Regions from separate parts of the Mus musculus genome. Here region 2 is linked to region 1. Evidence: chromatin loops called from intact Hi-C (ENCODE). Cell type or tissue: left cerebral cortex. All regions are shown on one strand. Links, peaks and the distances in the headings refer to the core of each region. The heading gives the core; the rest is flanking DNA. Region 1 has its middle 63 kb from the start of Ap1s2. Region 2 holds the start of Ap1s2 (adaptor-related protein complex 1, sigma 2 subunit).

Region 1 (16,113 bases), core at 3,858-11,857:
ATTGCCATTAGAGTGTTGGAATGGTAACTGATTTCACTTCTTTTAGGTAAATTAAGGTATTGGGTGTGGCTATTGGGATAACCCTTTAGTGAACCTATCTAAAAGACCCCCAAAGAGCATCAGTGGTTTTATTTGTATAACTGCCAGGTATAAGAAGGGGAGGAAGTCCTTGACTGGTTCCTGGAGAGAGATGTGAGGAAAAGTAAAGGCAAGAGTTATTAGCCTTCCAGGTTCAAAGAAAGGAACCAGGAGAAGCCAGAAAAGAAGATTTAAAAATGTCTAAATCAAGGTTTACCAGACTCTCTTAGTGGGATTACCCTTTGGGATCCTCTTCATTTTTTCCCCTTTGGCTTCCAAGGCTGGATTAGAGATCAATGAAGCCAGGATCTGTTTTCAGGCACTTTGATAGCTGTTGGGGTAGCTAGGGTCACAATGTGAAATTATCCCCAGATGAATTCTAGACAGGAGAGAGTGAAGAAATTTAACTATCATTTTATTTGTAGGCAAAACAAAACAAAACAACAAAAAAAAACAATAGTGGTCCTGTGTCTCTCAGTTGTAGGAAGGCACTGATGTGTTGATGTTGAGCCAGGGTCACAAGTATCTTCTATCTTAATGCAAGTCTTGCACGGGAGATCACAGCTGCAAAGAGTTCAGGAATACAGTGATCATGTCATGTCTAGGAGGCAGTATTCCACAACATGTGGTCACTTTCTCTGGATCCTCAGTTCTTTCCTGGTCCTTCTTCTGAGATGGTCCCCGAGCCTGTTGAATCGGGGATACAGATGTCTTATGTAGGACTGAGCTGAGAATATGCATTTTAACCAGATCTCCAATAACCAAGTAGAATTTCCTCTTCTCCAAACATCCCATACCTGGCTCAGCCTGTGGTTATTTAGGATGCTTTTCACAAGTTTCTATCACTTTTTAGGAAATATCCCAGAACAGCATACACAGGTAACTTAGCAAGTCAATTTTCAGTCAAAGCATTTTAGGTGATAGAAACTTGTGAAAACAAGTGCTTTTAACAACTAAGGCATCTCTCCATCTCCAAGAATGTGATATTTAACATTTGCCTCATGGGCTCACATCTACTAGCAGGACCAAGTAAGTGAATGTTGAGTCTGGATCCCGTGCCTCGTGCATCACAAATGTCACCACTGCACAATGATTCTAAAATAGGACTTCTCAAACTTTCTCAAACATTCAGGACTCCCTATCAGCCAGGAAATTTTTATGTAATTCCAGATATATAGGTCTATAAAATAGGTATAAAAGTCAAACATTTATTGCTAACAAATCTTAAAGAAATATATCTTACAACCATTCTTGAGGAAAGGTTGACAAAACCAAAACAATTCTTTGGTAGACGTATCATATTACCATTTATCAATGATTAAAGCAAATTTGCATACTAATGAGATGGGTATGTTTGCTTATTGCTACAAAGGTTTGATACTGCATGGCATAGAGCTGTTTTAATGTTTTTCAGAGCTGAAGAATACCTTTTAAATTTTGGTATTAATTCTTGGAGAACTCTGTACAATGCGTTTTGATTGTAGTCACACCTCCCCAACTCCTCCCAGGTCCACTCCCACTCTCTGCCCACACAACTTTCTGTACTTGAAAAAAAAATGAATCCATTAAGTCCAATATGTGCTACCCACATATTTTTGGATATGTGGCCTTTCTCTTTTTCTCTCCCCTACCAGGGGCCACATTCTTAAAGAAAACTGACCAGCTGTCTTCTGGCAGCTCTCACTTGTCAGTAGCTCTTCAACTAGGGGTAGGAAAGTCTGTGCCCTCCTCCCTTCTCCATGCTGGGACTTTATCTGGCTTGAACATGTACAGGTCTTGCGTGTGCTATCACTATGCTGTGTCCAAAAGCCACTGTTTCTTTGTAGTTTTCCATTGCCTCTGGCTCTTCCACCTTTTCTTCAGAAATGACTGCCGAGCTTTGGGATACAGAATTTCCATTTAAGGCTAAGCACTCTCATACTCTTTGCACCTCAGCCAGTTGCAGTTTTCCCTGTTCATCACTATCAGTCACAAAAGAAGCTTCTCTGATGAGGGTGGAGAAGTATGTTAATCAATGAGTAGAAATGTAAGTTGTTAGAAGTCAGTTTAATACCGTGTCTATTTGGCAGGACCATAGTTTGGAGGTTCACAGGAAGGCGACCACTGGGTACTGTGCTGGGATTGCCCAGCCCTACAAGACTCAAAGAGCAAATTGGTGGAGTCCAGGGATTTGTCTGTGGACTTCACCAGGGAGAAGCAGCTGTAACCTGATGATGCTCAGAGGAAGCTCTACAGGGACATAATGCTGGACGAGAGTCACATTGCCAACTTTACCCAGACAGATGTGGGTAAAACTGGACACGCAGGGACAATATTCTACCCATTCCTGTGACCTGCCTGGAGAATACATGTTACATACCTGCCTTTCTGCTTTCCCTCCTATCTCCCCATCTTCTAGTAGGAACCCTAGAATCATACCACCAATTTCATCCATTCCCACCAAGCACCCTTTGTTCCTGTCTTTAGGCTGGAACCCTAGATGAGGGATATTTATTTTATTTTATTTTATTTTTTATAATCATCAATGCTCAGAATCCTACCTCACATAAATATATAGTTAGAATATGGCTGAGATATGTCATGTATCCTTTGGATTATTATTTTTTTAATGAAACTCAAGTCAGCAACTCAATCAGCAATTTTTAAAATAATTCTAACACAATACAATGCATAATTACGCTTACTGGATACTTACATGTTAAGGAATTATATTAGGGAAATACTAAGTCTATCTTCTCTAATCAAATTGTTGTGTTTCTCTAAAGGGCAGAAAATGTTGCGTGTGGACTGAAGACACTGAAATTCATAGTGTGCAGTAGCCTCAGCTCTGAACCAAGATGTCTCAGGAAGCATCCTTGATGTCTCATGGCATGACAGCATGTGCAGTATGAGAAGTGCTGATGTGTTCACATGCCTGTTCAGAACCAAGGCCGCAGTGAAGTTGTGCAATGGAACACAGGTGGGTGAACACTGCTGGAGACACTCTGCATTCATGTTGCATATTATTTCAAATTAGGTTTTTGGTCTCTGTGTATTCAGAAACCCTTTATTCTCAAAATTCTATGCCTTCCCATTCAGTTATGCAACTTCAGCTGGGGTGCAGGCTTACAGTTTAAGAAGCTGGTACCTAAAAGATTCTGTGGCATTTCACCAACTGCTTTTCATAATGGAGAAGTGGCTTGGGTTGCTCAATGCCAGACATTCAGATAGAGGAAGCCTGAATGACTCCGAAGCTTTTCTTCTTTTGACTTTGTTGTAGGGATTGGAGGGAACCTTTCCATCTTCTGAGGAGGCTACTATGTAAGTCTATGGAAAGCAACAGCCAACAGAACAGGGGAAAGACCATACAAATTGGTTCCGTGCATGAGAACATCATAGTAAAGTGATGATTTCGTAACTAATTGACAGTCACTTCATAGGTGAGAAGGAAGTGGTGGGGGTGTAGGCAATTTAGAGGTGGAATAAATGACTTTTGAATGTGATTAAGGTCCCTCAGGAACAGACAGTGATCTGGGACAAAATCTGTCTGGGCTGTGGCTATGGTACCGACTCTAGTCTTTGTGTCACATTTGTCAATTTTTTTCTGGCTGTTCAAATATTAGAGGAAGGGATTATGAGCCACTGAACATCTTCTGGAAGCTCTGGCCATTAGGCACTTAGGGGAGCTAATGAGAAAGCCCATCCTTATAGCTGCTGCTTTTCAAGCTCTTTCAATATGATCCATCACCATACCAAAGTGCTACCCGCTGGGCATTGTTTTCTGAGTCCCAACGTCATCAGACCACTTTCCATAAAGTTGTCACATTGAGAGGTGATGTGTGTGTGTGTGGGGGGGGGTAATATTCATTGATAATAACTGTTTCTAGCTACAACTTTTAATTTGGTCAAAAATGATGACATCAATATATATGACTTGTAAAAGGAAACTAGACTGGAGACTCAACAAGGATGCCTCCTCCTTCCTCCCATCTTTTTTGTTGGTAATAACCAGCGACCCAAAGTATTCTACAGGTCTCCCTAGGGATGCAAAACAGACTCTCCAGGATAACTGAGAGAATTTCTGCCAGCCTTGATATTAAGTCAATTTCCAAATGTGATGGGAACAGGCACATACTGCCTCTGCCCTCTGAAACCATATTTTGTTCCAAGAATTCCCTAGAAAGAAAATACAGTAATTTAATATAGCAAGGCTAAACAGCAATAGTAGCAAGAATGGGGAACTACCTGGTGCATTTTAGTAATTGTCAAGGTTAGCTTTTCTTTAAATGTTACTCATTGCTCAACCCACCCATGGTAAATGACTAGAGCTCAAGGTCACTTGGTGGTGGTACGCTGGAATGACAGTAGTGTACCTTCTTAAATAGGAGACTTGGGGCTCAGTTAGGAATCTAAACCCAAGGCTTGATTTCCACCTGTATTTAATCTTCTATAGTTGTTTCTGGCTCCTTTCTAAGTCTGTTTCTAAGACTTAAGATTGTAATACTGTCATTCAGGACAGTGCTTGGTATCCCATGCAGAATATGCAGAGAAAGCTTTTAATTCATGTGTATGTTATCATGCATGTAACCTTGTGCTATAATAAAAGAATGTGTGAAATTTGCAAATAAATGTGTATAAGCATATCGGGTGGTACATTATTCAAAGTTCCTACCCTTCCTTTTAATTTTTCATAAACTTTTCATCTAGTATATTAGCCTGCAAGCATCATGTTACTTTCTCATTTGATAATAATGTATCCATCTTGGTTACTTACTGAACTACAAAGGGCCCTATGAATAGTGTTCCAGTATATACACCCAGATGCCATATTTATTGTTCTTAGGAATGTTACAACTGGGAACAGAGCTAATGATAATGGTGGTACTTTGGGGAAGATGTTACACTGGTAATGGTATTTCTGATGCTGCTGGTGATGATGGGGATGAAGATGAGGATGGCAATTGAGGAAGAAAAAAGGAAAGTGTTATTTATGGCTGAGATGAAAGCAACACAGGAAACTGAAGGTTTCTCCTTTCTGCTACTTGATAATGAGACATCTTCCCCAGCAGTGATGTTCTTTCCTGCTTATTTATCTTGCTTCCTCTACAGCCTAAAAATATTTTCAAGTGTCCCTGAGGAGCTATTGACAGTTAATGGCTTTTGGGGGTAGGGACATCATCATCAGGGATGTAGCCACTGATAACTTGCCCCTGCTTCAGTAAATAATCCCCACGCATGCTCATACAAGCAACCCTAATTAAACTCAGTGGGTCACAAACCAAAACAGAAACAAAAACAACGTGCAAGAAAGTAGGAAGAGGACTTGTTAAGAAAAAAAAAAGGTTCAGCGGGAGTAGGTGGTGGAAGAGGGAGTAGCAGACTATGACTCAAATTCATTATACACACATAGAATTGTCAAAGCATTAATGAGTAAATTAAAAAAAAAATCCTTTAATGTCATCTTTCAGACTGTAATCTCATTGGAAGCTTCCTAGGATTGCAGCCTTGGGAACAGCAGGTTTTCCTAGGCCCCCGGCATTCTTTGGTATTTTGGTCCTGGGCACTCAGAAAGATGTTAAAGCTGAAAGCCGTGAGTCATGATTTCCATATGGTGGGATTCCCCCCCACCCCCATCTACATGACTGCCACACCATCTGCCGCCGCCACTCTCAAGGTTATGGCTCAAGAGGTTACACAGGAAACAGAAAAGAAAACAAACACTGTTTATGAATAAAAGAGGGAAAAGACGCATTATTTGATTACCAAAGCTATCTTTGTATAGTACAGAAAAGTCAGAAGCCAAATGGTGTGCACGTGCATGCACGTGGACACACACACACACACACACACACACACACACACACACACACACACACATCCCAGCACCAAACAAAATAAACACACACCAACCCTAAACAAAACAAAACAGTCTTACTTGTTCATTCGGAACATTAGTAGTCATTCTATCTCTTGCCTAAACCATCATCCTGTATTTATGCAAGCTCAGAAGGAAAATGGGCTCATTACCACATAATTTTGTGACCTTTTCTTTTTGTTTTAGAAATTGAGTCTTGAACATTTTTCTGTGTCAGGAAACATACCCCCACACCCGAATTTCTAATGTTTAATGAGTACTTTCTGTGGAAGAAATCATTCCAGTTGCTGGAGTTTGTATATAAAAATAGGCAAGACAGCCTCTGACCCCCTGTGAGTATCACAGATTTTTCCCCTTTCCCCATTTAGGTAATTTCCACATATTTGCCTTTACAAACAATGCTGTGATGACTATCCTCATAGCTAGGTTCTTGCTTACACACAATTTCCCAATGATTATGCTGACTATTCTCTCTCTGCCCCTCCATGTCCACTTCCCATCCCTCTCTGCCTTGCTTCATGGACCATATCTTTGGGCTTATTTGCTTTCTGGCAATGGACAGCTCCCACAGGACATTGCAGGAGAGAATGACAGATCATCTATTACGACTCTGCCTGACTCTGGCTTGCCTCCTGGTGGGCTGTTGCACTGCTTTTCTTGTCGCTCTGACAGATTATCTGACAAAATCAACTCAAGGAAGTTTGAGTGCACAGTCCATCATGGCGGGGGAGATGCAGCAGCAGGAACATGAGACAGCTGGCCACATTGTACCCATACACAGTCACTAAGTAAGGTGGATGAATTCTGTCATGTGGTTTGACTTTTTTTTTTTTAAATTCAGTTTGGACTGCAGCCTCCACAATGTTGCCACCCATTTAGAGTAGGGTTGTCCCTGATCAGTTAACCCAATGTAGAAACCCCTTCACAGACAGGTGTAGACAGAGGGTGTCCCCTAGGTGAGTCTAGATCCTGCCAAGTTGACAATCAAGATTAGACATCATAGCCTGGCATGGAAGGGCAATGCCTTTAAATCCCAGCACGTGGGAGGTAGAGAGGGAGGCAGATCTCTATGAGCTCGAGGCTGGCCTGCTCTACACAGTGAGACCCTATTTCAAAAGGGAATTAATCCCCATGATTGTCATTTTTATTCCTATATTGATGGCTGTGGTATCTGGGCCACCCTCTCCCACTTTTTTTTATAGGAGTTGCTAACCCCACGCTACTACAGGATGTCTCCTTAGTTTCCCTCAGCCTTAGCCTTCGCCTTATAGAGAGATCTTTATGAAATCTTATCACTTACCTCTGGGAGTGTTCCATATGCTTCCTGGAAGGACTCCAGATGATGAATCATCTGTGCCTTGCTTCTTCTGCCTCCCTGTGACTGCTCACCCACAGTGGGAGCCTGGGATGGGTTGTGTAGAAAGGCTGAAAGCTCCCGTTTTCTCCTTCACTTCAAGACCTGAACACCAGTGAACACTGAGGAGCAGCTGCAGACAGGGACTTCACCTATGCTGTGGGGGCATTCTAATCAGAGCACAGGAATGATACAAGCAAGGATTTAGAACCCTACCCATACATAGCCCTGGCTCCATGGCTGTACTGCCTCCTGTTTGGTTTTATGTGATACCCTCTCTGGGGTCAGAACGAACCAGAGACAGGTTATTTGGCCATTTCTTTGGAGATTTATTAAAAGACATTTTAAAGATAGCTCTTAAGCACAGAGATTAATTAGAAAGAGAGATGTTCAGGGGAAAGAATAAGACATAATCAAATATAGGTATGAGGGTTTTTTTTTACATCTATATCCATTTCTTAGCCTTTCAAATACATAGAAAAAATTCTTTAATCCTTCCTCTACTCTTTTCTTTGACAAGATGTTTTTATATACCACTGGCTGGCTTAGTACCCACCATGTAGCTCAGGCTGGCCTTGAACTCATGCCTGCCCAGTACTGAACCCATAGGTATGCACTGCTGTAATCTCTTCTTAAATTCCATTATAGTTGGGCATGCTGGCTGATGCTTCTAATCTCAACACCCAGGAAATGGATGCAGGAAGATTGCAGTGTGTCCGAGGCCAGTCTCGACTTTAGTGTGAGACCCAACTCAGATTTTAAAAAGGGCCTTATAATATTCTTATGAGATACTTGGAGGTTTGTTTTACCAGCCCTAGATTAGAGTCTCCTGGTTCCAGTTTTTCTGTGGCTGTACAGTTGAATCAGTAGAAATGTGTTTTCTTCTTTTTAGCTTTATTTGTACGTCTGTGTATGTTTTGCCTGCATGGTTGTAAGTGCATCCCCTGCATGTCTAGTGTCTGTGGAGTCTCTGGCCTCAGAGAGTGTCGGATCTCTTGAAACCAGAATTCTAGGTGGTTGTTAGCTATCACATAGGTGCTAGAAGTCAAACGAGGCTCCTTTGAAAGAACATTTCAGTTCTTACCTCCGGGTTTCTGCCTTGGATTTTTGCTCTGACATTTGTCAGTGATGGACTGTAACCTGTAAACCAAATCAAACGTGTCCTCTCTGAGGGACTTGTGGACATGGCGTTTTATCACAGTGGTGGAAACCCTGAGAAAGTCATATGTTGACTGTGGTTTTAAGGTCCCCCGTCATTTGCTGTCAGCAATTAAAGCCTGGGTCTCATCTCATGCCTGACTTTGGTAAGCACTCGACTACTAAGCCACATGGCAGCTCTCACAAACTTCTCTTTGTCAGGTCAAAGCTTCATGACCTTCCTCACAAGGATGAGACTGCAGTGAGATAGTTTATGCAAATGTCATTATTTGCTCAGTCTATGTGACTTTTGACCCTCCTCATCCCCACATCCATGACCACTAGCCTTCCTCTTTCCTCTCCTTATTGCCCTCCCCTTCTTTTCACACAGTTTCCCTCCCTCTTTCCACTTCCCCTTTCCTGCCTTCACTTACTTTTCCCCCTTGGCCTCCTTCTCCTTCCACTTTCACTGACCCTGAGACTAACATATGGACAAGAAGGATGGAAAAGCAAGTCAAAGCACATCAGATGGTCCCACAGCTCCTTGAAAATGGGTCATAACCTTGCAGGGAATTGTTCTCAGGAAAACTTTCAATTATAAATTCACTCCCCCCCCAAAGGCTTTGCTAGTATTTCCCTGATATTTTATGGACTCTTCTTACCTTGGAGCATCAAGGGGACCAAGAATGTGCCAGCTGTGGATGATACTGTTATTTTCCCATGCTTTGAAAAATACCTGGCCAGTGTTCCCGATTGAGGATTTGTTCTGGCTAATCAAAAGATAACTTCTCAAAGTCATTACTCCATCTGTCAAATGGTCTTATCTGGTGGAAGAGAGCAGGATAGCTAACAGGAGCCAGCTCAGAGTTGGAAGGGTGATTTGGGACGATCAGAAACTACTGTGTCAGCAGAGAGGATTGCTTTAAAGGCTAGCTGCAGAAATGTCTTCTTGGTCCAATGTACCAAAATTTAGACTTTACCTGAATGTTTGGTTAGTCAATTCGTGTGTGTGTGTGTGTGTGTGTGTGTGTGTGTGAGAGAGAGAGAGAGAGAGAGAGAGAGAGAGAGAGAGAGAGAGAGAGAGAGAGAGGAGAGAGAGAGAGCCTCTATAGCCAAGGCTGGCTTTGAACTGATCCTCCTGCCTTCTCCTTCCAAATGTTGAAATAACAGACATGCATCACCATGTCTAGAGCATCTCAAGTATTATTCTCTAAATATTTATTTAACTTTATGTGTATGTGTGTGTGCCTAGGTGTATGTAAATGTAGTGTCCATGCAGGAGTCCTCAGAAGTCAGGAGAAGGAGTCAAATCCTGTGATGTTTGTAGTTATAGGTGTTGGTGAGGTGCCACATGGAACCTTGAAACCAAACTCAGGTCTTCTGCTAGAAGAGTAAGAATTCTTTTTTATCTTATTTTATTTTTACTTTTTAACATTATGGATGACTTTAGTGACTTTTAAAGAGAAACAAGGTATGAACCATTCCCTTGATTTCCTTTAGTTTTCTTTTTTTTCATTTTTATTAGATACTTTCTTTACTTATATTTCAAATTTTATCCCCTTTCCTCATTTCCCCTATGAAACACCCCCTACCCCATCCCCCCTCTCCATGCTTACTAACACACACACTCCTGCTTCCCTGTCCTGGCATTCCCCTACACTGGGATATCGAGCCTAAACAAGGCCAAGGGCCTCTCCTCTCATTGATGTCCCACAAGACCATTCTCTGCTACATATGTGGCTGAAGCTTTGAGTCCCTCTTTGTGTACTCTTTGTTCAGTGGTTTAGTCCCTGGGAGCTCTGGGGGGTACTGGTTGGTTTTCCTCCTGTGGGGTTGCAAACCCCTTCAGCTCCTTGGGTCTGTTCTCTAGCGCCTTCATTGGGGACCCTGTGCTCAGTCCACTGGATGGCTATGAGCATCTACTTCTGTATTTGTCAGGCATTGGCAGAGCCTCTCAAGAGATAGCTATATCAGGCTACTGTCAGCAAGCACGTGTTGACATCCACAATAGTGACTGGGTTTGGTAACTGTATATGGGATGGATCCCCAGGTGGGACAGTCACTGGATGACCTTTTCTTTTCTTTTCTTTTTTTAAATTATTACGTATTTTCCTCAATTACATTTAGAATGCTATCCCAAAAGTCCCCCATACACTCCCTCCCACTTCCCTACCCACTCATTCCCATTTTTTGGCCCTGGCATTCCCCTGTACTGGGGCATATACTAGTTTCTGCTCCTAACTTTGTCTCTGTATCTCCTCCCATGGGTATTTTGATCCCCCTTCTAAGAAGGACCAAAGTATCCACACTGTGGTCTGCCTTCTTCTTGAGCTTCATGTGGTCTGTGAATTGTATCTTGGGTATTCTGAACTTCTGGGCTAATATTCACTTATCAGTGAGTGCATACCATGTGTGTTCTTTTGTGATAGAGTTACCTCACTCAGGATGATATTTCTAGTTCCATCAATTTACCTAAGAAATTCATGAATTCATTATTTTTAATAGTTGAGTAGTACTCCATTTTGTAAATGTACCACATTTTCTGTATCCATTCCTCTGTTGAAGGACATCTGGGTATTTTCCAGCTTCTGGCTATTATAAATAAGGCTGCTATGAACATAGTGGAGCATGTGTCCTTATTACAAGTTGGAACATCTTTTGGGTATATGCTCAAGAGGGGTATAGCTGGGTCCTCAGGTAGTACTTTGTCCAATATTGTGAGGAACCGCCAAACTGATTTCCTCACTTGGTTGTATCAGCTTGTAATCCCACCAACAATGGAGGAGTGTTCCTCTTTCTCCACATCCTCACAAGCATCTACTGTCATCTGAGTTTTTGATCTTAGCCATTCTGACTGCTGTGAGGTGGAATCTCAGGGTTGTTTTGATTTGCATTTCCCTGATGATTAAGGATATTGAACATTTCTTTAGGTGCTTCTCAGCCATTCGGCATTCCTCAGTTGAGAATTCTTCGTTTAGCTCGGTACTCCATTTTTTAATAGGGTTATTTGTTTCTCTGGGGTCTAGCTTCTTGAGTTCTTTGTATATATTAGATATTAGCCCTCTATTGAATATAGGGTTGGTAAAAAATCTTTTCCCAATCTGTTGGTTGCCATTTTGTCCTATTGACAGTGTCCTTTGCTTACAGAAGCTTTGCAATTTTACGAGATCCCATTTGTCAATTCTTGATCTTAGAGCATACACCACTGGTGTTCTGTTCAGAAACTTTCCCCCTGTGCCCATGTGCTCCAGGCTCATCCCCACTCTCTTTTCTATTAGATTCAGTGTATCTAGTTTTATGTGTAGGTCCTTGATCCACTTGGACTTGAGCTTTGCACAAGGAGATAAGAATGGATAGATTTGCATTCTTCTACATACTAATCGCCAGTTGAACCAGCACCATTTGTTGAAAATGCTGTCTTTTTTTCCCCCCCCACTGGATTGATTTAGCTTCTTTGTCAAAGATCAAGTGACCATAGATGTGTGGGTTCATTTTTGGATCTTCAATTCTATTCCATTGATCTACCTGCCTGTCACTGTACCAATACCAGGCAGGTTTTAACACGATTGCTCTGTAGTACAGCTTGAGGTCCGGGATGGTGATTCCTCCAGAAGTTCTTTTATTGTTGAGAATATTTTTCGATATCCTGGGTTTTTTGTTATTCCAAATGAATTTGCAAACTGCCCTTTCTAACTCGGTGAAGAATTGAGTTGGAATTTTGATGGGGATTTCATTGAATCTGTAGATTGTTTTCGGCAAGATGGCCATTTTTGCTATATTAATCCTGCCAATTCATGAGCATGGGAGATCTTTCATCTTCTGAGATCTTCTTGAATTTCTTTCTTCAGAGACTTGAAATTCTTGCCATACAGATCTTTCACTTGCTTAGTTAGAGTCACACCAAAGTATGTAATATTATTTGTGACTATTGTGAAGGGTGTCATTTCCCTAATTTCTTTCTCATCCTGTTTATCCTTTGAGTAGAGAAAGGCTACTGATTTGTTTGAGTTAATTTTATATCCAGCCACTTTGCTGAAGCTGTTTATCAGGTTTAGGAATTCTCTGGTAGAATTTTTGGGATCACTTACATAAACTATCATATCATCTGCAAATAGTGATATTTTGACTTCTTCCTTTCCAATTTATATCCCTTTGACCTCCTTTTGTTGTCGAATTGCTCTGGCTAGAACTTCAAGTACTATATTGAATAGGTAGGGAGAAAGTGGGCATCCTTGTCTAGTCCCTGATTTTAGTGGGATTGCTTTAAGTTTCTCTCCATTTAGTTTGATGTTGGCTACTGGTTTGCTGTATATTTCTTTTACTATGTTCATGTATGCACCTTGAATTCCTGATTGTTCCAAGACTTTTATCGTGAAGGGGTGTTGGATTTTGTCAAATGCTTTCTCAGCATCTAATGAAATGATCATGTGTTTTTTTTCTTTGAGTTTGTATATATAGTGGATTACATTGATGGATTTCTGTATAGTGAACCATCCCTACATCCCTGGGATGAAGCCTACTTGATCATGATGGATGATTGTTTTGATGTGTTCTTGGATTAGGTTTGGGAGAATTTTATTGACTACGTTTGCATTGATATTCATAAGGGAAATTGGTCTGAAGTTCTCTTTCTTTGTTGTGTCTTTGTGTGGTTTAGGTTTAAGCATAATTATGGCTTCGTAAAATGAATTGGATAGTGTTCCTTCTGCTTCTATTTTGTGGAATAGTTTGAAGAGTATTGGTATTAGTTCTTCTTTGAAGGTCTGATAGAACTCTGTGCTAAACCCATCTGGTTCTGGGCTTTTTTTTTGGTTGGGAGACTATTAATGACTGTTCTATTCCTTTAGGGGATCTGGGGCTGTTTAGATTGTTTATGTGACCCTGATTTAACTTTGGTACCTGGTATCTGTCTAGAAATTTGTCCATTTCATTCAGATTTTCCAATTTTGTTGAGTATAGGCTTTTGTAGTAGGAGCTGATGATTTTTTGGATTTCCTCAGATTCTGTTGTTATGTCTCCCTTTTCATTTCTGATTTTGTTGATTCGTATATTGTCTCTGTGCCATATGGTTAGTTTGGCTAAGAGTTTGTTTATCTTGTTGATTTTCTCAAAGAACCAGCTCCTGGTTTGGTTGATTCTTTGTATAGTTCTTTTTCTTTCTAGTTGGTTGATTTGAACCCTGAGTTTGATTATTTTCTGCCTTCTACTCCTCTTGTGTCTATTTGCTTCTTTTTGTTCTAGAGCATTTGGGTGTGCTGTCAAGCTACTAGTGTGTGCTCTCTCTAGTTTCTTTTTGGCTGCACTCAGAGCTATGTGTTTTCCTCTTAGGACTGCTTTCATTGTGTCCCATAAGTTTGGGTATGTTGTGGCTACATTTTCATTAAATTATATGAAGTCTTTAATTTCTTTATTTCTTCTTTAACCAAGTTATCATTGAGTAGAGTGTTGTTCAGCTTCCATATGTATGTGGGCTTTTTATTATTTTTGTTGTTATTGAAGATCAGCCTTAATCTGTGATGATCTGATAGAATGCATGGGATTATTTCAGTCTTCTTGTATCTGTTGAGGCCTGTTTTGTTTTGTTTTGTTTCGACCAATTATATGTTCAATTTTCGAGAGTTACCATGGTGCTAAGAAGAAGGTATATTCTTTTGTTTTAGGATAAAATGTTCTATAGATATCTGTCAAATCCATTTGGTTCATAACTTCTGTTAGCTTCACTGTGTCTCTGTTTAGTTTCTGTTTTCATGATTGCTGAGAGTAGAGTGTTGAAGTCTCCCACTATTATTGTGTGAGGTGCAATGTGTGCTTTGAGCTTTAGCAAAGTTTCTTTTATGAATGTGGATGCCCTTGCATTTGAATCATAGATGTTCAGAATTGAGGGTTCATCCTGGTAGATTTTACCTTTGATGAGTATGAAGTGTCTGTCCTTATCTTTTTTTGATACCTTTAGGTTGAAAGTTGATTTTATTCAACATTAAGCTACTCCAGCTTGCATCTTGGGTCCATTTGCTTGGAAAATTGTTTTCCAGCCTTTTACTCTGATGTAGTGTCTGTCTTTGTCACTGAGGGGGGGGGTGTTTCTGTTTGCGCAAAATTTTAGGTCTTCTTTATGTAGCCATTCTGTTTGTTGTCTATGTCTTTTTATTGGGGAATTGTGTCCATTGATATTAAGAGATATTAAGGAAAAGTAATTGTTGCTTCCTGTTATTTTTGTTGTTAGAGGAGGATTTATGTTTATGTTGACATCTTCTTTTTGTTTTATTAAAAGAACATAATTTTCTTGCTATTTCTAGGGAATAGTTTCCCTCCTTGTGTTGGAGTTTTCTATTTATTATCCTTGGTATGGCTGGATTTGTTGAAAGATATTGTGTAAATTTGGTTTTGTCGTGGAATACCTTGGTTTCTCCATCTATGGTAATTGAGAGTTTTGCTGGATATAGTAGCCTAGGCTGGCATTTGTGTTCTCTTAGGGTCTGTATGACATCTGCTCATAATCTTCTGGCATTCATAGTCTCTGGTGAGAAGTCTGGTGTAATTCTGATAGGCCGGCCTTTATATGTTACTTGACCTTTATCCCTTACTGATTTTAATATTCTTTCTGTGTTTTGTGCATTTGGTGTTTTGAGTATTATGTTACAGGAGGAATTTCTTTTCTGGTCCAGTCTCTCTGGGGTACTGTAGGCTTCTTGTATGTTCATGGGCATCTTTTTCTTTAGGTTAGGGAAGCTTTCTTCTATAATTTTGTTGAAGATAATTACTGGCCCTAAGTTGGGAATCTTTGATCTCTTCTATACCTATTATCCTTAGGTTTGGACTTCCCATTGTGTTCTGGATTTCCCGGATGTTTTGGGCTAGGAGTTTTTAGCATTTTGCGTTTTTTTTTTTTTTTTTTTTTTTCTGTGGTGTCTATGTGTTTTATGGTATCTTCCCTCTTGTATCTCTTGTATTTTGTTGGTGATGCTCACATCTATGACTCATGACCTCTTTCCTAGGATTTCTTTCTCCAGAATTGTCTCTCTCTGTGATTTCTTGATTTCTTTATTGTTTCTACTTCCATTTTTAGATCCTGGATGGTTTTGTTCAATTCCTTCACCTGTTTGTGTTTTCCTGTAATTCTTTAAGGCATTTTTGTGTTTCCTCTTTAAGGTCTTCTAGCTGTGTACCTGTGTTCTCCTGTATTTCTTTAAGGGAGTTATTTATCTCCTTCTTAAAGTCCTCCATCAGCATCATGAGATGTGATTTTAAATCCAAATCTTGCTTTTCCAGTGTGTTAGGGTATCCAGGACTTGCTGTTGTGGGAGAACTGGGTTCTGATTATGCCGTGTATCCTTGGTTTCTGTTGTTAAGGTTCTTGTGCTTGCCTTTTACCATCTGGTTATCTCTGGTGTTAGTTGGTCTTGCTGTCTCTGGCTTGAGCTTGTCCCTCCTGTGGGTTTGTAAGCCTGTGTCAGCACTCCTGGGAGATGAGTTCTCCTTTAGCAGGACCCATGCATAGAGGGCTGAGGAACACCCCCACCTCCTGTGTGCAGATGGAGACAGGAAGGACCCTGTCCCAGCTGCTCCATTGCTTCTGCAGTCTGTGTGGTCCTGGCTGGTCTACCACATGCATTCCTAAACAATTTTAGTTTTGTTTTGAACTTTACAAAACATCATATGTAATGTCTTTTCATTCAAGCTTCTAACATTC
Region 2 (16,113 bases), core at 4,066-12,065, 60 kb before region 1:
ATCAGCTGACTGTGCGTGAATGTAGCTAAACAATTCTCAACACCCACTAGTATGTTGGTAACATTTCTTTTGTTAGTAAAGAAAATCATTAAGTATCCTTCAACAAATTCTCAAGCTGGTAACATGGGGATGCATTTTAACATTAGTCTTAAAAGACCAAAATTCAATTGCCTCTCCTCTGAAATGCTGCACAAACTCGGCACACAGTGTCCTGGCTCTACGCGAGCTTCAGGAGCACTTACTTAAAAGATGAGGAAACAAAGGCAAAGCCCAGCATAGTCAAAGTCAAAATACTAGATAATGGCACATGGCAACACCACCCAAGTCCTCAGATTGTCAACGATATTACCCAAATCATTCTATTGCAGAGATTATGAATAGTAATTGTAATAGCCGGTGCTTCCTCTCACGAGGGAAAACATGCATGGCAAATGCTCAGGGAACAAGGGCGGCATAACAAACACGCTAAGAGGAACAGTTCAAGTGCTAGCGCAGAATTTCTTAGACGCTCAGTAGAAAGTCTCTGGCTTAAAAGGTCTTCCAGTCGGAACAGGGAAAGCACATCACCTGATAATAACAAAGTACACAGTTAAGTGGCTAGCAGATGAGGTTTTCAGGGTGATATGGATAAAGAAAAGCATTATACATTTTGTCTTCTGAATACAAAACATCTCAATAAAGCTTTTTTCCTTTTTGTTAAGTCCAAATTAGGTTTGAAAAAAATCTTTGATCTAATTATCAGATCAGGTTGGAGTTCTTTTTGAAATTCTGAAAAAGGTAGGGAGATGGACAGATGGACAGGGATGGGCTGCGTGGCAGCTGTCTGTGCACCCCAACCTGCTCTTTCCTTGGAATGGCCCATTCATGGGCTTGTTCTCTTGCTAGAATTTTCCTCCTCCACACGGGGGACTCCTTTCACTATCTAGAATAAGCTTAAACTTCTCACACCTTTTATAAACCCTGTCCAGGAATCCAGAATTCATGTCTATGGGTAGTTACAACCTCTTCTGGCCTTGGCAAAGCTCTCCTATATACTCTCTATACATGCTATTTTGATTTCTCCACCTCTCCACCTTTGCCTCATTATATCAAAAGTTCTGTCTCTACTCCACTGAAAATGTTCTGGCAACAGTCAATGCATGAAACGCTCACCGTAAGACTCCAAGAGCTCTCAGTCTTAGTGACCTTCATGTAAACCTGGCATTAGTGTTCTTACTCTCAAGTCGCTCTGCCTCCATGACTTTACTGACCTGACACACTCGGCTGCTTCTTTATCCCTTCCACCTGCTGATTATCTGCTATGCTATGTCTAACTTCCACCCTCAAGTTCCATGTCTATTCCCACCCCATCCCATCAGAGAACAAGGGAACAATAAAAGGCCACATGGTGACTCCACTTCCTTTCCTAGGTAACAGGTCTCTCAGAGGTCTTTCTGGCCTCTCAGCTCAGGAACCAATCATCATGCAGTCCCCTACTGATCCTGCAGGTGCCAGTCTCAGCCCACTCCTCAGCCATTGTTTTACTGCACTCTTTGCAGAAAATGCAAATCTGATCTCTATGTCTTTCCACACCTATTTAAAACTATTGCCTCCACATTTAAGACTTAGATTGTAGCCCAAAGCCCATCACTAGTATATGACCTTGGGCCAAGTCACCACTCACAAATTCTCATCTTTTATAAATTGAAATTTGAACAATAAACTGTTTTTTCAAATCCAGTACCTGTCTCTTGTGCAGAGAGCAGAGACCAACTGAGCCAGAGTACAAGGTTCCTTTTTCTGATTCCACAAAAGCAATTCTATTTCTATTTGCTTTATTCAAGATTCTAACCCTGGGCAAAAAGATTGTAAGTGTGTTCTTAAGGATTCTTCCAGTTCTCAAATGCTATGTATGATCTTTCTCAACAAATACTAAACCAAACATTGGATACAAAAATCACCCAAGCTGATGAAATTTACTATGAAAGAAGAAGTCTAATGGTCTCAATGTCCTATTAATCTCTGTTTTCCCCTGCCACCTCTTCCATAAAACACACCCATATTTGAAATATAGTGATAGAAAATTACACTTCTCTCCACCATCACTGAATTGCATACTGTTCTCTGAGTACTCCCCATACAAGACCATGTTTTATATGAAGAAATGCTTTTATGTTGAATTCAGTAAATTATTCAAAGGGGACCAGAAATGGGGAAGAAATAAGGAAATGTTCCCTCAAAAAAATCCTATAAAAGAAGAAATTATATTTCTTTTAAACTGCTTAGAAAACTTTTGGTTACCAACAAAATAAAGATATGTAGCATTAAAGAAAAAACTGTGTAAAAAAGCTATTTTTTTACAAGTTATTTTGAAACATCACTTTAAAAAAAATCTATCCTTGGTAAAATTATCATATCTAAACATAACTCCTTCACAGCAAAAAGTCTATTTTAAATTAATAAATGCTACTAGGAAAGACATTCTATATATACACAAAGTATTTAAACATCTGTATACTGAGATGGTCTATGTGTCCAGGATCTTTATGAATAAGATTAATTCTAAAAGTCAGAAAAGAAATACCAAATATCAGTAATTATTTTATAGATTTGTTATAACAAGGAATTATTACACTGTTATCTATGCATGCAAGAATTTAGCGAAGTACTTAAAAATTTAAAATACCCTATTTACCCCAGTAATGAATTTACTAAATTTTTCTAAAATGGTGATTAAGCAGGAATAATTGTCTGTCTTTTTTATATAATTAATTTAAAAATGATTCCCTGCTGCTATTGCTTCAGCCTAAGGCAAGCAATCAAAATAGCAGTTACTTATTTTTAAATGGAAAGTTTTCCTTTAAATTTATTTCATTTAATATTTATTAATCTTTGTTTATTGACATAAAAGTCTGCAATTTCCTCATTAGAAATAACCCTAATATTTGACAGTATTTTACCTTTCTGATAAAAAAAAACAAAAATACCTTTTATAAACAATCTTCAGATCTCTCCACTCAAGGAAGCTGCACATCTTGGGTTTCCGTGCTAAAACGGTTTGAACAAGTTCTCTTGTGATCTTCTTCTTTTCTTTGTCTGACAGTGGGACATACCATTTCTGCAGTCGAAGCTTTCCCTGGCGACTAAAAAGCAACATAAACTGCATCTGTTAAAATAAATAAAATCAAAATTACATACAATTACCTAGGATCAACAGTCAAGATCACATGATGTTTCAGAGCTGCTTTGGGGGTACAGTAAACACCCTGACACATGATCAATAAGCCATCAACATTTCTACGCAGGTTATAATAGCAGGAAATTCTATTGGAAAGATCTTACTATATGTAGGTAAGTGTGGAAGAGTGTGTGGAAATCAGAACAGGTGGTAAGCTGGAGTGAAAATTTTGAAGAACAAAAACTCTGATAATTTCAAGAAACAATTTTCTACCTGTTCCACACTCCACCACTCTATGTGCATTAAAGGCAAATGCAGACATCAGGTAGTTGATTTAGGATGTTGATTTACATGTCTAGGAAGAGGAGACCTACTATTTTTCACCCTGAGGCTATTCTAGTTCCAGGCTGAATTTCTTGCAGAAAAACTGCTTGTCATTTAAAGCATTCCCTTCAATTTATGCTAGCATATTTTAAGCAAAATCACAATATTAATCAAAAAGATCTCACAAACAACACATTTTAAAGACAAAAGCCCGATTTTTATGTTTGCATTTCATAAAATCCAACACAAACAAGCACTCAAGAACTGAGTTAATGTATGTAAAAGAGAATACACGCTTAAAAAGCTTTATTCAAAGTTACTCATATCGAGACACAAGATATTTAATTTAAAACAACAAATTTTTGGGACAGTGCACAGAATACTTCTTTTAAAACAAAAACCACATTTGAATGTTATGCTGGATTTGAGTATGTTTTATACCGAAGCTAATTTGCATTGATTTACTTAGTATTTGCATGTCTGTTGGTCAGTCTATATTTTCTAAGGCATGTATTTTATAATTCAACTGGTAAAAGCGAGCTGTATTGTAAAGCTAATTTGAAGGTAAAATTTGGATAGGTGTTTTGTTTTAACCTTTTTAAGTTCCTTTAACAGTGACAGTGCAAGTAAGATCCACCCAAGGGCGATTCTTAATATTCACCACACAACCTTAAATTTGAACACCCGGAGGAGGAATTTACGTAACTAATATAAAATCAAATTGGCTCTAGACAGGAAATCCACCTCGCAATATCCCAAAAAGGCATCAAGAAAACATCCGGATATTTATGGCGTAGCCATTTAACTTTAATAAAGTTAAAATTGGCTATTACCCCACACAACACTATATAATTCATTGAGAGCAAAGTGCCACCCTTGTAAGTCCTGAAGACAGCGGCATCGAAAAGAACGGCATCGAAAGAACTGGACATTGAACGCAAACCGTTATCAGAACTTGGGGAAGGGACCGATCGGTTTTCTTAAATCTTGACCAGGAGAGATGGTTTGCTAATGACTGGGGTGTGCTCTAGGCTATCTGTAGCGGGGTCCAGTATCCGCCCTACCACTTTGGAGGACGAAGAAACCAAGCATTTTCCTCAAAACAAATGATGTGCTAACATGGGACGAAACCCGCGGCACAAGTATTCCTTTTCCCTCGCTTTGATTTTTGCCGCAAATCCCGGGACAACAATTTCTCCAGATTGGTATTAAAACAAAAACAAAACAAAACAAAACAAAAAACCCAACAATGAGCTCAGCCTTGGAGTGGGCTCTGGTCCAGCATCCCTGGGGTCCCGCAGTCTCGGACGCCTCCCCTCCTCCCGGGACTACACTCCATCAGTACCCAAAGCTGGGCGAGGTGACCGGCAAGGAGTGGAGCAGAGACAATGGCATCCGCTGGCCCGCCAGGGGCGCCAAGTCCTCGGTCGCCGTCACCCCAGCCCCTCCCCAAAACGCCCCGTCAAACTTGAGGCGATCAGCGAACCACAGGTGCCGCGGGGTCCCCGCGGAACCTAGGACCGGTTCCCCTGCATCACCGGCGCGCTGCCGAGTGGAGAGCGGAGCGCTACCGCCGGCAGAAGTGAGTTTCGGGGCGCGGCGCCCCGGGAGGACTCGGGGTGGGGTCGTCGGGGCGCTCACGGGGCGGCGGGGGGCGCGTCCCAGCCATCACTCCCTCTTTCCATCCCTGCCAGCTCAGCGGACTCCTTCAGCACTTACGGCGGCGGCGGGCCGCGGACGCGGCGGAGCTGGGCTGGCCGCGGAGACTGAGGCGCCGGCAGCTGCTGAGGGGAAGCCCCCGTCGCCGTGCTGTGGAAGGGAAGCCGTGGTGCCGCGGGGAGGGGACCCGTCTGGTGGAGGGCAGGCTTAGGCTGCGAGGGTAGGGCGAGCCGACAGATCCCGCCCTGGAGGCTGGACGGAGGAGGAGCCCGGGCTGCGGCGAGCGGAGAGGCGGACCGGAGACCGCGCGCCAAGCTGCCGAGGGGGCGCCAACCGCCTCTAGAGTGAGCGCTGTTGCCGGCAAGAACGAGAAGCCGATTGGTCAAATAACCGCAGGGTAGGCGTGGCGAGGGCCGGAAGTCTGGCCACGTGACCCGGAAGCGGCCTAGGCTGTGGCCAGCGCGCTTGCGTACTTCGGGCTGTGCTGCCGGGACGCGGCGCGCGCGGCTGTCCTGGCTCCTTCCGTGGCAGGGTGATGGGGCTCCGCGGCGCCCTTAGCTGACCCCGTGGTGCAGGCTAAAGGATGGTCCGCACCGCAAAGGGGCTGATTCCGAGCGCCAGTGACTCCGTGGGTCTCCAGAGGGTTGGGCGGGGAGGTGTGACAGTCGGCGATGATGGTGGGAGCCAAGGACAGGAGTGCTGCAACTCAGGGGAAAACAAGTCAGCGCTGTCGCGGTGCTCGTGCCCGCGTTTGCAGGGAGGCCCCTCCTTTCCAGCCCCAGCTAACCTAGACATTTCTCGCCACAAGCTTTGCTAGAGCCTCTCTTCAGGGCTTGCTTCCCCCAGCAGTGCGGCGGACTGGAGGAGTTGTAGTCCGCTCTCTGCTGCAAAAAAAAAAAAAAAAAAAAAAAAAAAAAAAAAAAAATCCAGACAGCGCTTAGTCCTTTTAGATCCCGCTTCCTTCTCACGGTCTCGCCCGCACCTTCCCCATCCCGGGTTCCAGTTTAGCCTTGGCTGATGACTCGCTCGCCTTGGCATGTCCTTCCTCTAATGTCACATCTATAAAGCCTCACCCTAAAGCCCCGGAACAACGAATTCCTCTTTTACCCACATGCTTCTGTTTAGCGCACCTTGGATTTTATTCGTTTAACAACCTAGTTCTCTGCCTGGTTTTAACACTACTGATAAATGTGAGTTGTCTAATAAAATTATAAAATGATGATAGACTTGTTAAAAAGCTGAAATGTTGACTTAGTCTGGGCGTATGATGGATGTCTGTGTTTTATTTGAATGGTGGAATGGATGGATCATCGAGTTCAACTCATCTTTTATAGATAAGGGGAATGGAGATCCACAGGATTAGGTGACCTTGCTTGGACAGCCATGGATTTCCCCTGTCAAATGCTACTCATTACTACTGTCACCTCTGTCCCTACAACAAAAGCCAGAACAGAGTATTCATTGGGCATGCCTTTCTTTGCAGAGATTACTAAACAGGAATTGTAAATTAACTAATGTAAGAAAAAAAAGATGCTACACTTTTAGCGAAGCTGTGTTTACTTAATGTAAAGAACCCCCTTATTAGACATCAATGTTCATTTTTATGTCTTAGAGTGCCAATGTAATAGGATCTTATACGTTAGGAATTTGAGGTCATTTTGTATATGCTTTTGTTTAGCAAAAATAAAACTAGAATACTTTCCCCTTTTCAGCAATACTATGCTGCTTGGAAAGTTTCCTACAAACGTGTGTGAGTGAAATATACTGGAGTATTAAAGTGGTCAATAGAAAGCAGAATTGGCTTTTGGTAGGTCTTTAGGTCCCCGGCCCAAATTTCTCTGTTTATTGTTGAAACATGCCTCTAAAATGCCAATGTACTTTCTCACAAGAAACAGATGTCATTAGCCAGTTCAAAGATAGCAATGATATTACACAATGAAAAACGGCCTTCTAATTCTAAACACTGCCTTTCCTTTTTGTGTTCAAAACACCTACGTCCTCAGGGTGCCTAAGTCACCACCTCCCAAGTTTAAACTCATTGGATGTGTTACTAATGTTGGTTAGTAGCTCTGGAAATTATGGGAGACTTGCAAATTGGCAGTCTCATTTCTGTGTTCCTAGCCAAAAAGAGAGAGAGAGAAAGTGGGGAGGGCTGGGGGGTAGAGAAGGAATTATGGGAAAATAATTAGCAGCTGAAAGCAGCTATTACATAATCTTGGCTGCTTATTAATTTAGCAGAAGGAATGGCTTATTAAATTCTAATACCAACAGCAAAACTGCAAACAACCTACAATTAACAGAGCAGGGCCCATTATTTTGTTAATACGTTCTCTTCCTTTGGCAAGTATATGAGAACAAAATTTATAGAAGCAGATGGTCTTTTTCAGTAGATTATAGATGGTTTATTCCCCAGTCTTAGTTCAAAGTGCTAATGGTGCATTCACTGTGAAAGACAAAAGGAAGCACGGCTGCCATCTTTGTTAGTAATTAAGTAGTTTGACTTTGATTTCCACATTTTCAAATTGTAGGCTTTGTTATATATATATATATATATATATATATATATATATATAATCTTCTGACCCACTACCTTTTTCATCTGTCATGTCAATATATAATCTTATTATTCCTTTGTGTTTGTTTTCAAGGTGATATTGCCTTCTTTATGCAACTATGGAAAACTATACAAAATCATGTGTGAAAAATTAATAACCAGAATTTGTAATTGTTTGTTAAATTTCAAAAATTGTTTTGCTGTCATGTATGCTAAACACAAGACACGATGGTAAAATAGAGATGCTATTTTTTAGCAATAAAATTTGGATACTATAAAATCTAAGGTTTTAATAAATAATTTTAGTTTCCTGTTAAATTTGTGATACCCATACATTTTTATGTCTGTTTCATCTCAAAATATGACTAAATGAAAAGGGGAAAACAGTGCAGTGTTTAAACATGCCCGCATGAGGCTGGAGAGGCAGCTCATTGGTTAAGAACACTGGCTGCTTTTCCAGAAGACTCTGGGGTGTGCTCTAGGCCTCTCTGGAAGCCAGGAACACAAGAGATGTGCAGATATGCATGTAGGCAAAACACCATTGTACGTAAAATTACATTTATAAAGATAACTAAAAAGTGACCACATGGATGGTTTGATGGGACATGCGTATGATGAAGTCAATAAGGATATCAGGGTGTACTATCAACATATTGGAATACTTTTTACTTAAAAAGTTAAAAAATTGAAAATATGGGGTATTCAAGTAGAAGTAAGGAGAGGTTATAGTAATGTTGCAGTAAATGATATCTGAAATAAGCCTAGAAGCTGAAGAAGCCTTCTTCGATTCTAGGAAGCAACCTCCAGAAACAATAGTGGATTTCCATGGATAGAATCTTGAGGTAGAATGTAACAAGAGAGATTAGTATATTTTATTTCAATTTTTAAATGACAAATCCTAAAGTAGCTAAAACCCATTTAGTTAGAGATGCATTCTATAGTACTGACTTATACGGAGTTCCTTTAGCCAGCCTTTAGATTACTTAGAAATTACCAATAATAGAATCCAGCATTAAATCAGTATATAAGTTATGTGCAAAAAATGATGCTTAGAGTTTATAAATTTGCATATCTCATGATAAAAAAATGTTGTCCCGGAGGGAGGGCAGACATAAAATGATGAATGTTTGTAAACTAGATCCTTTCAAAAATAGTTCTATCACTGCCAGAGGCCTCAACAGTGAGCTAGAGAAAAATGGAGAACGGATGCTCTTTCTATACAAAGTATTATTAGGTTATCCTCTTCCTGGGATAAGGGTATCCTTGACAGTACCTGTAATATCTGGCTTGTCACCACCTGGAGTCCATGGTGCTATAGCCATCCAGTGGATGAACAGAGTTCAGAGGAGCTTCCTACAGCATACATGGTAGCCCCACAACAAAGAATGACCCAGCTCCAAATATCAATGCTACCAGGGGACAAAGCCTGGCTTAGTCACTGCAAATGTTAACACGAAGTAGCAGATCTTTTATAGACATTTCCAGAAATGGAACAGCACAGCCTTCATGGAAAGTCTTTTCTGTGTCTGTCAGAGGAGTTGGAGGTATTAGTCTTAATACTTGATAGATAAAATCTTAAGCTGCAGAAAAGGATATCCCTATATCTAAGGCAGTCAGAATTCTTTAATAATACTTAAATAGAATAAAGCACCCAAGTGTGATTAAAATAACTGACCCCACTCCAGAACAGTAGTCAAAGGTACTTGAATCTATTAGATGACTACTCATTCATTCAACATAAATGCTTATTAATCTATCTTTGCTAGAAGGCAATAGGGATATAAAGATAAATTCAGTATTCGCTATGTCCTTAAGCAAACAATTCTGACAATTTCTTTTCCTCCCTTCCTTTATCTCTCTGTTTCTCTTCTTAGTTATTTTTTCACAATCTCACATTTGGCTCTGAACTCACTGACCCAGCCTGGCCTGGAACCTACAGCAGTCCTGCCTCGTTACTCTTACTGCTGGGATTATAGTTGTGAGTCTCAATGCTCATCACTTGGAGACAAGCCATGGATGGCCAAAGGAACAATCATAGCTCACATATATGACTACATTTTTAAAAACAAGCCACTAGACATGCTTCATTAGAACTTTAGATATTTATGACTGACATTTTTGAAAGGTGCTTTTGTGATATCTCAAGAGCAGCAATATTTTCATTTGGGGAATTTACTACATCTTAATTCACAGCAGCATGAGAAAAAAGGAGGTTTATGATTGTTGTTTGTTTTCTGGGATGATGGCTCAGTGGGTACAGAACTTGCTGTACAAAGATGAGGAACTGAGCTTAAATTTCCAGAACCCACGTAAAGCCTGAAGAGATAGTGTATATCTATAGTCTCAGCAGTCCTTAGGGGGAGATGGGAGGCAGAGACAGAATGCTTGGAAGTTCTCAGGCCAGCTACCCTGGTGCCCGGAGGCAAGCAGGAGACCCTGTCTCAAGCAAGGTAAAAGGCGAGGACTGCTGGGACTATAGCAAAGTTATCCTCTGACCTCTACATACATGCTACCCCCAACACATACACATGCACACACACACACACACATGGGTGGGGGAGAGAGACAGAGAGACAGACAGACGCGCAGAGAGAGAGAGAGATCATATACAAAAGCTGAAAGAAAAAAAAAAGAAATAGTGTTTAGACTTGGTTCTTGAAATACTTCCCCTCACCAATCCAACTCTACTAAATAACTGGATTAGTGGCTCTAGGATACTCTAGTACAGGACTTGTGCAGATTACTGGGCCATATTACCTAAACTGCGGCAAAAGCTATATATATGACAGAATTTGAACTGAGACCTGAAAAATTGTATTACCAAATTCCCACATAGAACTGATAATACTTTAGGGGCCATATTTTGAGAAATACTGCTATACATCAAATAAAAGCTACGGATCTTAGAGGAAGGTTCTTAAAGTCAGCAGCTATGATTTAATTTCCTAGATAAATGGCCTAAAGGAAAGTGGAAGCCTGATTTCTTTTTAATCATTGACCTCTTAAACCTGATAACATTAGGCAAGTAATATTCCTAGTTTTATGAACCTGAAGCTAAATCTATGTGCCATCCAGAGTGACATATGGTCACTATCTACGCTGTATGAAGTGACATACTGAGATTCTAAGGCACAAATGAGAAACCTGAAGCTTGCACCATGAAAACCACGCTTATTTGATGAATATCAACACTCTGATTCTGCTTTCCAACTATTTGTGGCACGTTGGTATCAACTCTGAAATATTTTATCAGCAAGTGTAGCCATGGTAGAAAAGAGGCAGCTGAGAGGGAACGTGTAGAAAAAAATAAGCAATATCCATGGGAAAGGCAGAGCCCAAAGACTAGCATGGGGCAATCAAACTGTGCCATTTTTCTTCATTAGCACACAAGTAGATCCTCTTCCTCAACCTCTGCTGCAAATACGTGTGCCTGTCTTGCTGAGGTCAGTCCAACTGAATGTGGACAGAAACAGAACCAAGACTAGTCACAAAAATCATTCAGAAAACATCAGAGCACGGTGGCACGTGGCTTTAATCCCCAGCACTTGGGTGGCAGAGGCTGGCAGAGCTCTAAATTTGGGGCCAGCCTTGTCTATACAGTGAGTTCCAGACTAGCCAGAGTTACTTTGCTAAGACCCCGTGTCAAAAAGACAACAAAGAAAACAAAAACCTGCCACCACTCCACAAAACATTCAAAAAGTAAGACCTCTCCGTCCCATACTCCTAAACTTTGCTTTTGACATCTGAATGTTAACAAATTGGGCATCTTTGGAGGTCAAAGGTTGTGCCGGAGAATAACTGAATCTCTGTCCTGAATGACAGACTGCATGGAACAGGCAGGTATCAGCACCACCATCACTCTTGCGGACAATTGTACTGTAAACGAAAGAGAGATGGCCTTATTTTAAGTCACTGCTCTTTCTGGGCTCATCTGTTACAGCCGCTAGCATTTCTGACCACTCTCATAAGCTGTTGCATGCCTAGTTACAAAGAAAAGATCAGGTGATGAAATAGCTCTTTTCAATGATTCTAATCCTATTTTTTGTGTGCCTTCATATATCTAACTTCCACTGATATTTGAAGACATTTGTCACATGGTCTGAGTCCAGAATTTAAAAAGACTCATTTATCAAAGCAGGTTTTAAAAAAAAAGCCCACTTATTTGAAGTACTCCTTTGCATTCCTCTAACAAAGACTAGCATTCCTATTAGGCAATACATAAAAGCAAAATAAAAAGAAAATCAATCATAAGGCTAGAAGGGCTGAGAAAGTGGAGTGTGAAGCACATTTGAGCCAATTGTCCTAAACTGGCAAAGGTAACTATTATTATCCATCTCTTAGAATCAAGAAATCAAAGCCTGCCATCTGTGACCATGTTACAACCTTATCTTCTAAACGTTATAGGAAATGTTAGTACACTTAAAGTGATATTAGTGGTTTTTCATTTGTACTGACATTCTAATCAGATGACTGCAAAAGTTTTAGAGCTGCTTCATATTTTAAATGTGACAAATATATAAAATAATAGAAATTTAAAGGTCATTTCATTTTAGAAGTTCATCTTACAAATGAGAAAATTAAAAGGAAGTTGAGCAACTTGTTCCAGACAGTGGGAGGTGAAGAATCAAGGAACCCTGTGTTCTTTTCTCAGACAGGCAATGCTCTTCCCACCAAGGTACACTATGTTTAATGTCACTGCTTACTCGCCCATGAACTCTAGACAAAGAAAATGAGAACTTTAAAAGCCCACAAAGCCTCAAAACATAAAGCTCAGTTCCACCATCTCTGACTGCTCTGCTTGATGTTAAAGTATTTAGGTTTCCAGCCTGCTAAGAAAAACCCTTGCACCCACCAGGTTAGGATGTCTTAGTAATTAATCGTAATGCCTCATAACTTTGTCCAATGCTTTGCACAGAGTAGGTATCCAAAAATGTCAATGAAATGGATTCGAAACGTTAAGACATAATGCCATTTTATGACTTTTAATTTTTATTTATGGTTAGTGTGTGTGTGTGTGTGCGCGCGCGTGTGCACATGAATGCGTATACCATGGTTTTCGTGTGAGGGTGAAAGGACAACTTATGGGCATCTATCTGTTCTCTCCTACCTTTACCCATCCACTGAGCCAGCCCTCTGGTTCTAGTTCTTGTATATTACATTTTTCTAAAATAGTCTCCCTTTTATTGCCAGGAATACCGCACTCCATTAGACCAGCAAACTGGATTTCTATCTCAGCCTCTTCCCTCTAACTGATCCAGCAGAGCTCCTTTTCTGCATGTATATTTTCCTAAGACACAAATGCAATAAAGATTAGACCTTCTGTTTAAAATGCCACAATTTGGGACTGAGTATGCGAGTCAGTGGTAGAGGAGTTATTTGTCCATCATGTGTAAGGCCCTAGGTTGGGTTCCTAACACAGTCAAAATATATAAATAAAATAAAATAAAAGCTTCCATTTTTTATTAATTCATCTAATTTAAACATTCAACTCTGGGCTAGGCACTCACTCAGTAGTGAGAATTAGGAAGTAAATTAGACACTGACCCCTTAATGTGTCCTAATTGGGAGTGGGGGTGTCTCAGTTTACAATTGACAATCACAATTCAGTGGAGTGTTTCAAAGGTAGGAGAGAGGATGCTGTGTGAGGACATGGGAAGGCATTAACCTAGGGTCTGGGTGATAACGATGGATGGTGTGGTCATAGAAGCTTCCCTGGGGGACACAGCCCTTAAACCAAACTGAAATAAAATGAGGGTTAGCCAAGAGAAGACAGGGTGAGAGGGAGAACAGCAGATACTGAGACAAAGACAGGGCACATGACAGGTTTAGGGACCTGAATGAAGACAAATATGGCCAGAGAGTGAATTGACAAATATAAGTCTGGAAAGGCTTATAAAAGGCTCAAGTTAAAAGATTCAAATGTTGAGATGTACGCCTGGAGACATGGCTGAGTCATTAAGAGTGCTTTCTGGTCCTCCAGAGGGCCTGAGTTTGGATCCCAGGTCTCATGTCAAGGGCCTGTAACTCCAGCTCCAGAGGAGGATCCACAAAGCTCTCTTCTGATCTCCACAGCCACTCTCATAGAAAAATTCTTCATTTTTAGCTTATTTATGTTTATTTTATATTATTATTATTTCTTTTTCCTTCTCTATCAGAGACCCCAATTTCAGTTCTTGGCACCCATATCATGTTCACTATGCCTGTGATTCTAGCTCCAGATAACCCAATGCCTTTTTGGCCATCCAGGGTACTTGCACACAAGCAACATACGCCTGCACAGATACACACACACACACACACACACACACACACACACACACACACATACCACATGCACACAAGTAAATAAAAACATATCTTGCAAAACACAAATGTTCAAAGTTGATAAAATGATACTGGAGCTATTGGAAGATCTTAAAGAAAGGTAGTGCTATCATCGATTTTGAGTTTTAGAGTTTGAGGACATCACAGTGGGTGAGATGTGGCTGTTTGTAGCAATGCAGCAGTCAGAGTTCGGGTGCAGATAAAATACACCTCCTGGATATAAATAGAAGTGGTATAAAAATGATTGGAATAGTTAGGGGAGGAAAATCTATGCTGAGCTTCCAAGAAAACTTTCAGAATAAATAAACCTGACTGTCAGAGATCTGTAGCTTCTGCTGTGATCAGTGAACTGGAATATTAAGACCGTCTCCACATAATGCCTGGCTCCAAGACTTCTTCTTTGCCCTGGTCTGGAAATCCTCCAGGAAACTGAGTGCCTTTTTCACTCATGTAGCTAGTGGACACAGGGCTCCCTCCACAGCAGCCTCTGAGGGCCGACTGGCTCCATAACTCTGCTTGCCAACGGAAATAGCAGAAGCAAGGCCCTCAGGTCATGACACATCACTTCTACCTTCTACAGCTCGTCTGGGTATACTTGGTGGTTAATTTGTATATCACAACCAGGAGCCAGGGCTAAAGAATGCAGGTTGCTAAAAGGAAGTGAAAGGAGGTTACCGTAAAAGCCTGCAATGTGCTCTATAGAGGTCAAGGCTAAGGGATACATTATGGGGTTGCTGAACAATTCATGTGAGAGGTGGAGGTAGCCTGAGCTGAGAGGAAAGAGATGAAGGTAGGTTTGAGAATTTGAAGACAGGATTGATTGATATACGGTCCCCTGGGGGTTACTTTGAATTTCCACTTGATTGGCTTAAGAAACACCATACATAGGCTGGGTGTGGTGACACAGACTTTTGATCTGAGCACCAGGGGGTAGAGGCAGAAGAATCTCTAAGTACAGGGCAGTCTGGAATACAGAATGAGTTCCAAGATAGCCAGGGCTACACAGAGAAACCCTGTCTCAAAACACACAGACACACAGACACACAGACACGCAGACACACACACACACACACACACACACACACACACACACACACACACACACAGAGAGAGAGAGAGAGAGAGAGAGAAGAGATAAAGAAAGAGAGAGAGGAAAAAGGAGATAGAGAGAGAGAAAGAAAAAAGAGATAAAGAAAGAGAAAGAGAGAAAGAAAGACAAGTCAAGACAAGATAAGACAAGATGACAAGACCCAGAACATACTTGAGGCACATCTTTAGTGAAGTCAGTGAAGGATTTTCTAGCAAAGATTAACTTAGGGAGCTTGGCCTTGCTCTGAACAAAAAGCAGAACAATCTTAAGAGCTGAGTGTGAGCCCCCCCCCCCACTTCTTTATCCATTAAGATGTGAAGAGTCTCTGGCACACACTCCCACTTCTATGAACACTATGCTTTTCCTATCATGAGAGACTTGAACCATGAGTCAAGTAAATCCTTCTTCCCTTAAGTCACAGCAATGGGGACAGTAAGGCAGCTATAGCAGCAGGGCATAGGGGCATAAAATCAAGGATGACCCTGAGAAATGCTTTAAGGGAAAGAGCCTAGAAAGAAGTCCCATTGGTGCCAAGATGGTGGTTTGGTTTTCAACATCCTGAATCACACAGGGCCTCTAAATAGAACAATAGGATGGTACAGGTCTAAAGACTACAGCATGAGGTCAGCAGCTAGAGATCTAAGAGCCATCGGCACCTTTGAGCTGGTTGGAAGATGAGATCATTCCAGAAGTTTGTACACAATATATCTGAAAGTACCATGCCAGATAGAATTATCAGCTGCTTCTTACACATTTCCTATCTGATTGCTGCTATGATTTATAGTTTACAACTCACAAGAAATTAATTTGAAGGTGTAATTAAGGTGCCAACCAGTTGACCAGAAAGTGGAGAGCTTATCAAAATAGTCTTAACCTGATCATATGAGGCTCTCTAAAAATAGTTTTCTTTGATTGAATAATTTTCTACCTTTGATGAAATATTTGGGGTTAGAGAGATGGCTCAGTGGATAAAGGTACTTGATGCTAAGCTTGGCCACCTACGTT

The links. Peaks named below come from ENCODE experiments on the same cell type or tissue, not always from the same donor. Only the 100,000 strongest peaks of a DNase experiment are listed, where the experiment ranks them.
Region 2: a loop joins it to region 1, with 20 times the contacts of the local background. A loop is called at or near these places in 4 of 42 quality-filtered maps.

Annotation. Positions count from the first base shown.
Region 1 is chrX:163,838,259-163,854,371 of GRCm38, reverse strand. No RefSeq gene overlaps it. Among named protein-coding and RNA genes, the nearest start is that of Ap1s2, 63 kb to the left of the region's middle. In left cerebral cortex, for the core only: no CTCF peak of the experiment used is centred there; DNase peaks (open chromatin) are centred at 5,634, 6,125, 6,756 and 7,278.
Region 2 is chrX:163,898,361-163,914,473 of GRCm38, reverse strand. It overlaps Ap1s2 (adaptor-related protein complex 1, sigma 2 subunit), which reads right to left and starts at 5,457. Exons shown (of 6, transcript NM_001290379.1): 1 at 5,201-5,457; 2 at 2,967-3,145. The coding sequence starts at 3,145. It overlaps Gm52456 (predicted gene, 52456), which reads left to right and starts at 4,943. Exons shown (of 2, transcript NR_165469.1): 1 at 4,943-5,063; 2 at 5,176-6,364. In left cerebral cortex, for the core only: a CTCF peak has its summit at 5,448; DNase peaks (open chromatin) are centred at 4,682, 4,800 and 5,496; H3K4me3 peaks cover 2,278 bases; H3K27ac peaks cover 1,019 bases.